2 separate regions of the Homo sapiens genome follow, and region 1 is linked to region 2. A link is a contact called in ENCODE Hi-C or POLR2A ChIA-PET data. All regions are on one chromosome and are shown on one strand. Each heading gives the region's core, a stretch centred on a gene start or an enhancer-like site at or near the end of the contact. The rest is flanking DNA. Distances are from core to core; before and after follow the strand shown.

The links. Hi-C counts contacts between places; a loop is a spot of excess contacts on that map. ChIA-PET counts read pairs that join two places held with the same protein, here RNA polymerase II (POLR2A). Pooled maps may share reads with other maps.
Region 1: a loop to region 2 is called in a map of ovary, with 5 times the contacts of the local background. The contact joins two enhancer-like sites. A Hi-C loop is called at or near these places in 5 of 168 maps with a recorded cell type or tissue (CD4-positive, alpha-beta T cell, CD4-positive, alpha-beta memory T cell, CD8-positive, alpha-beta T cell and 2 more), 1 of 37 single-sample maps with no recorded cell type and 6 of 50 pooled maps. POLR2A ChIA-PET finds 5 or more read pairs at or near these places in 19 of 52 experiments (AG04449, CD4-positive, alpha-beta T cell, CD4-positive, alpha-beta memory T cell and 14 more).

The regions. Positions count from the first base shown.
Region 1 is chr6:36,538,488-36,543,790 of GRCh38, reverse strand. STK38 (serine/threonine kinase 38) reads left to right here. Exons shown (of 14, transcript NM_007271.4): 2 at 3,584-3,719. The coding sequence starts at 3,589. Among named protein-coding and RNA genes, the nearest start is that of STK38, 6.3 kb to the left of the region's middle. Within about 2 kb of position 3,635, at least 3 of the 41 ENCODE cell types and tissues checked have a DNase peak (open chromatin) inside an H3K27ac peak, as active enhancers do.
Region 2 is chr6:36,491,171-36,496,229 of GRCh38, reverse strand. STK38 (serine/threonine kinase 38) reads left to right here. Exons shown (of 14, transcript NM_007271.4): 14 at 316-2,338. The coding sequence ends at 446. It also overlaps the pseudogene LOC124901558. Among named protein-coding and RNA genes, the nearest start is that of KCTD20, 51 kb to the right of the region's middle. Within about 2 kb of position 2,214, at least 2 of the 41 ENCODE cell types and tissues checked have a DNase peak (open chromatin) inside an H3K27ac peak, as active enhancers do.

The sequences.
Region 1 (5,303 bases), core at 2,386-4,885, 46 kb before region 2:
ATGTCCCTGTAGTCCCAACTACTTGGGAGGCTGAGGCAGGAGAATCGCTTGAACCCAGGAGGCGGAGGTTGCAGTGCACCGAGATTGTGCCATTGCACTCCAGCCTGGGCGACAGAGTGAGACTCCATTTCCAAAAAAAGAAAAATGGCCCTTTGACTCTCATGATTCTTTTTTGCTGCAGCTGTGGGGGGTAGTAGAGACAGGGTCTTGCTATGTTACCCAGGCTGGTCTTGAATTCCTGGACTCATGAACTCCTGGGCTCAAATGATCTCTCTACCTCACCCTCCCAAAGTGATGGGATTACAGGCATGAACCACAGTGTTCAGCCTCTCCTAATTTTTACTCAGCTTTATATTGGGATGAAGAGACAGAGAAGTAGATCATATGAGAGGTAGGAATGGTAAGAATAAAATATTGAGCACTATTGGCCGGGCATGGTGGCTCACGCCTGTAATCCCAGCACTTTGGGAGGCTGAGATGGGCAGATCATGAGGTCAGGAGATCGAGACCATCCTGGCTAACACGGTGAAACCCTGTCTCTACTAAAAAATAGAAAAAATTAGCCGGGCGTGGTGGCGGGTGCCTGTAGTCCCAGCTACTCGGGAGGCTGAGGCAGGAGAATGGCACGAACCTGGGAGGCGGAGCTTGGAGTGAGCCGAGATCGCGCCACTGCACTCCAGCCTGGGCGACAGAGCGAGACTTCGTCTCAAAAAAAAAAAAATTGAGCGCTATTGCCAATGCTGGAGCAAGTCAATGTTAGTGAACAATTTGGCCAAGTGTGATAATACAGGTTAGCTGAAATATCTGGAGGAAAACAAGATTTTATTTTATTTATTTATTTTTTTTGAGACGGAATCTTGCTCTGTCACCCAGGTGGAGTGCAGTGGCATGATCTCGGCTCACTGCAACCTCTGCCTCCCGGGTTCAAGCGATTCTCCTGTCTCAGCCTCCCGAGTAGCTGGGATTATAGGCGCCTGCCACCACGCACAGCTAATTTTTGTGTTTTTAGTAGAGACGGGGTTTCACTCTGTTGGTCAGGCTAGTCTCCCAACTCCTGACCTCAGATGATTCGCCTGCCTTGGCCTCCCAAAGTGCTGGGATTACAGGCGTGAGCCACCGCGCTCAGCCGATTTTATTATTTATTTTTGAGACTGAGTCTCGCTGTGTAGCCCAGTCTGGAGTGCAGTGGCGCTATCTCGGCTCACTGCAACCTCTGCTTCCCAATTCAAGCAATTCTGCCTCAGCCTTTGGAGTAGCTAGGACTACTGGTGTGTGCCACACTCCTGGTTGAAAACAATATTTTAAATTTAGGAAAAAAATATTCTATAACTTATCTAAACACATTGGTGGTGTTTTTTTCTTGTGTAAAATGAGGAAATTAAGATCTCTTGTTTTTAAGGTATTGCTGCTTCTACCACTAGAATCGTGATTCAGGTTTTTTGTCATATTGTTCCCTTTATTTTAAGACTTAAAACTTTATTTTAACTTGTAAATTCAAATAAACGGCAAACATTTATCAAATACCTTAAGGCTGTGTCAGAGCATATATGTATCAGATTACCATTTTTAATCATAGATTTTTCTTTTAACTGTGGATAAACTTAAAAAGTTATTGGTAACAGTATATGCTTATGGAAGAAAATATAGAAAAACATGGGCTGGGTGCAGTGGCTCATGCCTGCAATCCCAGCACTTTGGGAGGCCAAGTTGGGTGGATCACTTGAGGTCAAGAGTTTGAGACCAGCCTGACCAGTGTGGTGAAACCCCGTCTCTACTGAAAATACAAAAAAAAAAATTAGCTGGGCACAGTGGCTGGTGCCTGTCATCTTAACTACTTGGGAGGCTGAGACACGAGAATCGCTTGAACCTGGGAGGCAGAGGTTCCAGTGAGCTGAGATTGAATCATTGTACTCCAGCATGGGCGACAGAGTGAGACTCCATCTCAAAAAAAAAAAAAAAGAAAAAGAAAAACATGGAAAAAGCACAAGCAAGAATAACATTTTCTATTCCCACTACCTACAGGTAAGCCACTAATAACATTTTGATGATATGTTTCTAATAATTATGTGCATATACAGTAAACACATAAAGAAAATTGAGATCGTGATATACATTCTGCTTTGTAATGTGTTCTGTTGACTTAGAGTGGAAACATTTCCTCTGACATTAACTATTTGGACATATTTTAATTGTCTGCACATTATTTTATTGAAGGGCTTTTTCATACTGAATTAATTCTATTGTGTATATTCAAGTTATCCCTAATTTCCCTTTGTGATTACAATGCTGCATTGCACCTCCTTGTGATGAATTTTTATGGGTCTTTGATTTCTTCAAGGTAGATTTTTAGATGGCAAAGAATTGTACTGTATGCATACTGTATATTTTTTTTTAGGTCTCACTATGTTGTCCAGGCTAGTCTTAAACTTGGGGACTCAAGCAGACCTCTGTCTTGGCCTCCCAGGAAGCCAGGATTACAGGCGTGTGGTTTACTATATATTCTTAATTTATCTATATGGTATTGTGATCTTGTTCTCTTTTTAAAAATGCAATATGCACTTGCACTAATATGTTTTAAAGATATATTTGTGGGCTGGGCACGGTGGCTCACGCCTGTTATCCTCAGCACTTTGGGAGGCTGAGATGGGCGGATCATGAGGTCAGGAGTTTTGAGACCATCCTGGTTAACATGGTGAAATCCCGTCTCTACTAAAAATACAAAAAATTAGCCCGGTGTATTGGTGGGCGCCTGTAGTCCCAGCTGCTTGGGAGGCTGAGGCAGGAGAATGGCGTGAACCTGGGAGGTGTAGGTTGCAATGAGCGGAGATCGCGCCACTGCACTCCAGCCTGGGCGACAGAGCGAGACTCCTTCTCAAAAACAAACAAATAAATAAATAAATAAAGATATATTTGTGTGGGCCAGGCGCGGTGGCTCACAGTTGTAATCCCAGCACTTTGGGAGGCCGAGGTGGCCCCGTCTCTACTAAAAATACAAAATTAGCCAGGTGTGGTGGCGCATGCCTGTAATCCCAGCTACTCGGGAAACTGAGGTGGGAGAATCGATTGAACCTGGAAGGTGGAGGTTGCGGTGAGCCAAGATCATCCTGTCGCACTCCAGCCTGGGCAACAAGAGCGAAACTCCATCTCAAAAAGAAAAAAAAAGATATATTTGTGTGACTTACAGGTACAGGTAAAGTTGCTTCTGGTTTTCTGGTTGTTGCATGGTATTTCCTATGCAGCCACAGCTCTTTATTTTCTTACTTAAGTGCCTCCAACTTCCCATAACACAAATTAAGGCATGATGAACATCCTCTCTGTGCTGAACATCCTGTGTATGTCACTTTAGAAGCCTGTGTGACGGTTTCTTTAGTCTTTATACCTAGGGGTGGGATTTCTGGGTCATAGGACAGTAATTTATATTTATTTTCACTAAGTATTCTCTTTCTCTGGCTTTTGTTACATATTACCTGTTTGTCCTCCAGAAAACTTGCACCAATTTACATTCCTACCAATAGGGTAGGAGAGTGCACACTGGGTGGATTCTAACTCCAAATCTAACACCTCTTCTTTTCTTTGTTTCTAGCAGCCATGGCAATGACAGGCTCAACACCTTGCTCATCCATGAGTAACCACACAAAGGAAAGGGTGACAATGACCAAAGTGACACTGGAGAATTTTTATAGCAACCTTATCGCTCAACATGAAGAACGAGAAATGAGGTAAAGAATTTTGTTTGAAAAAATTGTGTCATGGTTGTGGCATTCCTTTCTCGTATTGTAAAACACTTATAATGCTGAAAGGAGACAAGAATAGTAGCAGCCTTATTATAGACTATCATAATGGAATGACAGTGAAAGGGCTTTTCAAAGTCCCTGCCATTAACCCACTTATGCCTACAAGTCAATAACACAAACTTCTATTGAAATCCAAGAAAAAAAATGATACTTGGGAGGTTGAGTTGGGAGGATTGCTTTAGCCCAGGAATTTGAGGCCAGCCTGAGCAACACTGAGACTCTGTATCTTAAAAAAAAAAAAAAAAAAAAAATTAGGCCCAATCCAAGGAGTTGATTGTTAAGGCAGAGTGGTATAATGGAATAGCAGCCCTTTTGGAGTCAGACTTGGGTTTAGAGTCCTGCCAGTTTCATTGAATAGCTGTATGAAGCTCTAATAAGTTCCTTAGTCTTTCTGTGAATTGGTTCCCTCATCAGGAAAATGGGGATAATACTACTTGCCTTGCAGGATTGTGTTGGGGATTAGATATAACATATGTGAGTATGTACCATAGTGTTTCACACATAGTAGTCACTTAGTTAATGGTGGTAGTATCAGCTATTGTTATTACTGATCTGGTGTATACTGTCCACTTAGTAACTCATAATTTATTTATTGGTTTTTTTTTTTTTTTGAGATCGAATCTCACTCTGTTGCCCAGGCTGGAGTGCAATGGCATGATCTCAGCTCACTGCAGCCTCTGCCTCCTGGGTTCAAGCGGTTCTCGTGCCTCAGCCTCCTCAGTAGCTGGGACTACAGGTGTGAGCCACCACGCCTGGCTAATTTTTGTATTTTTAGCAGAGACGGGGTTTCACCATGTTGGCCAGGCTGGTCTTGAACTCCTGACCTCAGGCATTCCACCTGCCTCGGCCTCCCATAGTGCTGGGATTACAGGCATGAGCCACTGCTTGGCTGTAACTCATAATTAAAAAAAAATTTTTCCCAATATTTTACTATGAAAGTATTCAGAAGTACAGAAAACTTGTAATAAACAGTGAATATATACATATATATCATCTAGAGTCTATAATGGTTATTTATTATATTTGTTTAACTGCATATCCATCTATCCATTCTTGTATCTGTCATTAATCCATCTTAATTTCCTTTTTTTTTTTTTTTTTTTTTGAGACAGAGTCTTGTTCTGTCACCCAGGCTGGAGTGTAGTGGCGTGGTCTTGGCTCACTGCATCATCTGCCTCCTGGGTTCAAGTGATTCTCCTGCCTCAGCCTCCCGAGTAGCTGGGATTACAGGCATGCGCCACCACGCCCAGCTAATTTTTGTATTTTTAGTAGAGACAGGGTTTCACTGTGTTGGCCAGGATGGTCTTGATCTCTTGACCTCTTGGCCTCCCAAAGTGCTGGGGTTATAGGCGTGAGCCACTGTGCCCGGCCAATCCATCTTAATTTTTTGCCTCACTTCAAGGTATGTTGTAGACATCAGTATACTTCTGAATATTTCTGCTTATATAACATTAACTAGAATTCAGTATTTATACTTTTTGGGGAAGGGTGTAAAATTTATATACAATG
Region 2 (5,059 bases), core at 965-3,464:
TCTACTAAAAATACAAAAATCAGCTGGGTATGGTGGCACACGCCTGTAGTCCCAGCTACTGGGGAGGCTGAGGCAGAAGGATTGTTTGAACCCGGGAGGCAAGGTTGCAGTGAGCTGAGATGACGCCACTGCACTCCAGCCTGGCGACAGAGCAAGACTCTGTCTCAAAAAAAAAAAAAAAAAAAATTCATAGAGTGAAAAATAAGCTTTCCCAAATAGAAACTGGTGTGTTCTTCATAGTCCTGTCTTCAGCACCGTGAGCAGTCCATTGGAGGCAAGGCAGTGAATCAACTCTCACATCTATTTCTTTCCCAGTGGCCACAAGTAATCATCCTGAGACTGACTACAAGAACAAAGACTGGGTCTTCATCAATTACACGTACAAGCGCTTTGAGGGCCTGACTGCAAGGGGGGCAATACCTTCCTACATGAAAGCAGCAAAATAGTACTCTTGCCACGGAATCCTATGTGGAGCAGAGTTCTTTGTATAACATCATGCTTTTCCTCTCACACTCTTGAAGAGCTTCCAAGAAGTTGATGGAACCCACCAATATGTCATAGTAAAGTCTCCTGAAATGTGGTAGTAAGAGGATTTTCTTCCATAATGCATCTGAAAAACTGTAAACAAAGACAACCATTTCTACTACGTCGGCCATAAACAGCTATCCTGCTTTGGAAGAGAAGCATCATGAGCCAATTTGATAGGTGTTTTAAAAATAACTTGAGTTTTCCTAAGTTCATCAGAATGAAGGGGAAAAACAGCCATCATCCAACATTATTGAGATTGTCGTGTATAGTCATCGAATATCAGCCAGTTCCTGTAATTTTGTGACACGCTCTCTGCCAAGCCCACCAAGTATTTCCTTTATAGCTAAAAGTTCCATAGTACTAAGGAAATAAAGCAATAAAGACAGTCTCAGCAGCCAGGATTCTGGCTGAAGGAAATGATCCGCCACCCTGAGGGTGGTGATGGTAGTTTCTACCCATACCTCAGCCTCAGGCGAGTGGCTTATAGCCTCCATTCATGGTGCACTTTATTTATGGTACTAAGATAAAGACTGTCAATCCATTGATTTATCTCCTCCTGTCCCCCATCTAAAATACCCATGCTGCTTTTCTGAGTGTTGATGGGGGTTACCAGCTTGATCCACTGTTGCTCTTAGAAGGCCCAGAAAGTCTTTGGGCATTGCCAAGAAATCCCGGATTATGTGGAAAACCCTCACTTTCTCTTCACGGCTGTACCAGAAAATCCCTAAGACAGATCTTGCCGTGGACTAGCAATACCTGCAAGTGCTGCCAATGGGAACTCAATTTATTCCTGGGAACCTAACGAGGAGAGCCCAGGCCTAGGCAGGAGGCCTGGAACCCTCTTGGCTAAGGTGCTGTTCCTGTTCCTGCAAGGTCTCCAGAACCCCTTTGGAAATGGTGAAGGAACCAGCCCAATAGAAGTACAGAGCCAGCTGACAAGTCCTTGTAAAGCTCACTCCTCAGTCCTTGGCACAGCCATGTTTTGTCTTCTCTCTTGGTATTTCTTCTCTCCCAACTTTAGCCATTTTGCCTTGGAATCATGATTACAATTTTTTCCTTTGCAGATGCCTTCCTGGGGGATACTCCTCCCCACCCTAAAGGGTCGCCTGCAACTTAGGCGGATTGGGTCTCTCTGCTGTGGCGTTCTCTCTTGAGAGACCCTCTGAATTTTAGCACAAAGTGCCTTCTGTTTCACAGCTGCCACCACCTTTAGAGGAATTTCGTCAGAAAAATGTGGAGGCTCCATATTAATGCATTATTTTTTAAAAAGTTTTGATAACTCTTAAAGCATCATTTGCACCTATGTGGGAACTTTGCCTGTTGCAAAGTATTGTGGCCGAGCTGCAGCTGGGAGCCTGCTTTCTGCCAGTCTTGAGGTTCTGAAGATCAGCTTTGAAAGGAAAGTATGTCCTAGCTTAGCCATTCAGAAGAGAAAAATGGAATATCAGAGTTACAGTTGTCAGTGAAACTACTTTGGATTTTAACCTCTTAGAGGAAGAAAAAAGGTTAGGGAAGTGTCAACTCTGGATGAAGGTGATGTGTTTGCCTCTCAGTCTTTCATTCATAGCCTGCTAGTGAAAAGGAAGTAAATGAGATTCTTTTGTGTGACTTTGTAGTCTCTTTGTATTACCAAATAGTTGGGGTGTTGACTCCTGTGTGTTTTGCAAGAATGTGTGGTAAGCCTGGGTAAAGAGAAGGAACTGCGGTGTTGGGAGAGTCTTTGTGTTGGGGAGTGGCAGGGGATGATTTGTTTCAGGGGAAAATGCCCACATTTTAACTTTTAAACTTCTGAATAAACTGTGTAAAAACAGTAGTGGAAATACGTGGTGTGATTTATTAAACTGATAAGAACAGATACTGCATTTGATCTTAGCAAAAAGGCTGAGAGGGGATTGTGATGTGATTTAAAGCAGATAGTGGCATATAACTTAGAGGCAGAGTGCTGATGGCTGCTTTTAACCCCTTTGTCCACAAACCATTACAACGCCTAATTTCGAGTGTTAATTTCAAAACTGTATCACCATCTTCATGCAAAGTGCTTTTCCATCTCAGGGAAGCTGGGACTGACTTTTGTTCTTAGGGAGCTAGTCTCCTGAATCACTGTCCATATGAAGAGACTTCTCTTGCCCCGACTGCATGTGCTTCTTCCACCCACCTCAGTGTTGCAGGGCAGTGGGCCCTCCCCTCACAGTAAGGCCAAGGGCACACACATCCTGACAAAAGTGCTGTCATCTGGTGGACCTTTTGTACAGCCTTTTACAGCCCAGCCCCATTTTTTCGCAGCCTGCAGTCAACGAGGAATCTCATGAGCTCATAAGATGGAATTGTTGGCTGGGTGTGGTGTCTCACACCTGTAATCCTAGGACTTTGGGAGGCCGAGGCAGGGGGATCACAAGGTCAGGAAAGATTGAGACCATCCTGGCTAACATAGTGAAACCCCGTCTTTACTAAAAATACAAAAATTAGCTGGGCATGGTGGCACGAGCCTGTAGTCTCAGCTACTCAGCAGGCTGAGGCAGGAGAATCGCTTGAACCTGGGAGGCGGAGGTTGCAGTGAGCTGAGATCGTGTCATTGCACTCCAGCCTGGGTGATAGAGCGAGACTCCGTCTCAAAAAAAAAAAAAAAAAAAAAAAAGATGGAATTGTTCAGCCCTGTGTCCATCAGAGCAGGGTTCTGTCTCTGAGATGTTGTATGCTGGAGGAGTCCCATATGCCCCACTTGTTAGCCCCTTTCTGGGTAGGGAAAAGCACCTCAAGGAGTCCAGAAGGGAGGGGCAAAGACCAGCTAGAGTAGAAACTGCAGGCAGAGGAAGCTAAATGCAGCCAGAATGGGTAATGTCTTTCTAAGGCTTATGAATCCTAAGAAACATGTTGGGCAACACTGGCTCAGTGTCGATCCTGTTGACAGAAATTCTGTTTCCTACTCTCATTGGGGTAGTTAGAAAATTGCATACTAAAATGAAACCAAAATCATATCATTTGATGTCTCCCAGTTCAGGAATGCATCACAATTTTCTTTAGTACCTGTTTCTTTGTAGTTGGCTTGGTTGATTGGCATTTATTTAGTACTCCTCTCCCCTGCATCTAAATTACCCAGGCTGCTTTTCTGACTGTTGATGGGTGGATACCAGCTTGATCCATTGTTGCTCTTAGAATTACTTTCAAAGGGCTGGGCATGATGGCTCACGCTTTAATCCCAGCACTTTGGGAGGCTGAAGTGAGTGGATCGCTTGAGCCCAGTTAGTTCAAGACCAACCTGGGCAACATGGCGAAACCCTGCCTCTACCAAAAATACAAAAAATTAGCATGGTGGCACGTGTCTGTAGTCCCAGATGCTCGGGAGTCTGAGGTGGGAGAATCACTTGAGCCTGGGAGGTGGAGGTGGCAATGAGCCAAGATTGTGCCACTGCACTCCAGCCTGGGTAACAGAGTGAGACTCTGTCTCCAAAAAGAAAAAAAAAAAAAAGTCAAAACTAAGATTCACATGAGTTCCTTCAGGATTAATACTCAGGTTCTGCAAAACAGATTGCCAATTTGAAAACTCATCTGTACAGCCTAGTAAGAGTCCCCCTCTGCCATCAGTTGGTAATGCTCTTTGTCAGAATTATTTCCTTGGAACTTTTTTAGATCGCCTTGTCCTGGTTCTCCTGGGCTTCTGTGTAACCCAAGTGGTGTTTTTAATTGAATTCAGAAGGATTCAGTGAATGATATTTTCATTTCCTACAGAGCATATTTCTCTGGAATGATCCATCAAAGCCAACACTGACAAAAACGGCCTTCGTGATGCTTTTTCACGCACATTTTCAGAGAAAAAACACCTTGCCCAAGCAACATTCAAGCTCAGTTCCAGGCAGTCTGGTGAGGCAACAGGTTGCTCACCGTGGTTCTGAATTGCAGATCAGTTTGAGAGAATTCCCAACAACAAGTGGCTTAATGGAATGTAGCATCACCTTATTTACATTAGTGTTGATGTGACCTTGACAAGCCAACCCAGAGTTGTGAGTAGCTTAGTGAAGCATCCCAGAGATGTTAACCTGTTAACCTTTAAAACAAACTCACTCTCCTCCCATCTCCCTGACTTCCTTCTTATTAGTTCCACACTTAAATGTTGGTGCTGGTGCCTTTGCCCTCTTCAGTCGTGTGATCTCTTGGTGATCTCCATACTGTGGCTTCACCTACCACCTTGGTAGTGAAGTCTTCAAAGACCCACCTACTTTTTTTTTTTTTAAGACGGAGTCTTGCTCTATCACCCAGGCTGGAATGCAGTGGCACAATCTCGGCTCACTGCAGCCTCTGCCTCACAGGTTCAAGTGATTCTTCTGCCTCAGCCTCCCCAGTACCTGGGACTACAGGCATGTGCCACCACGCCTGGCTAATTTTTGTATTTTTAGTAGAGATAGGGTTTTGCCACACCTTGGCCAGGCTGGTCTCGAACTCCTGACCTCAAGTGATCCACCTGTTTGGCCTCCCAAAGTACTGGGATTACAGGCGTGAGCCACCGCGCCTGGCCCAACATCTTTATTTCTAATTT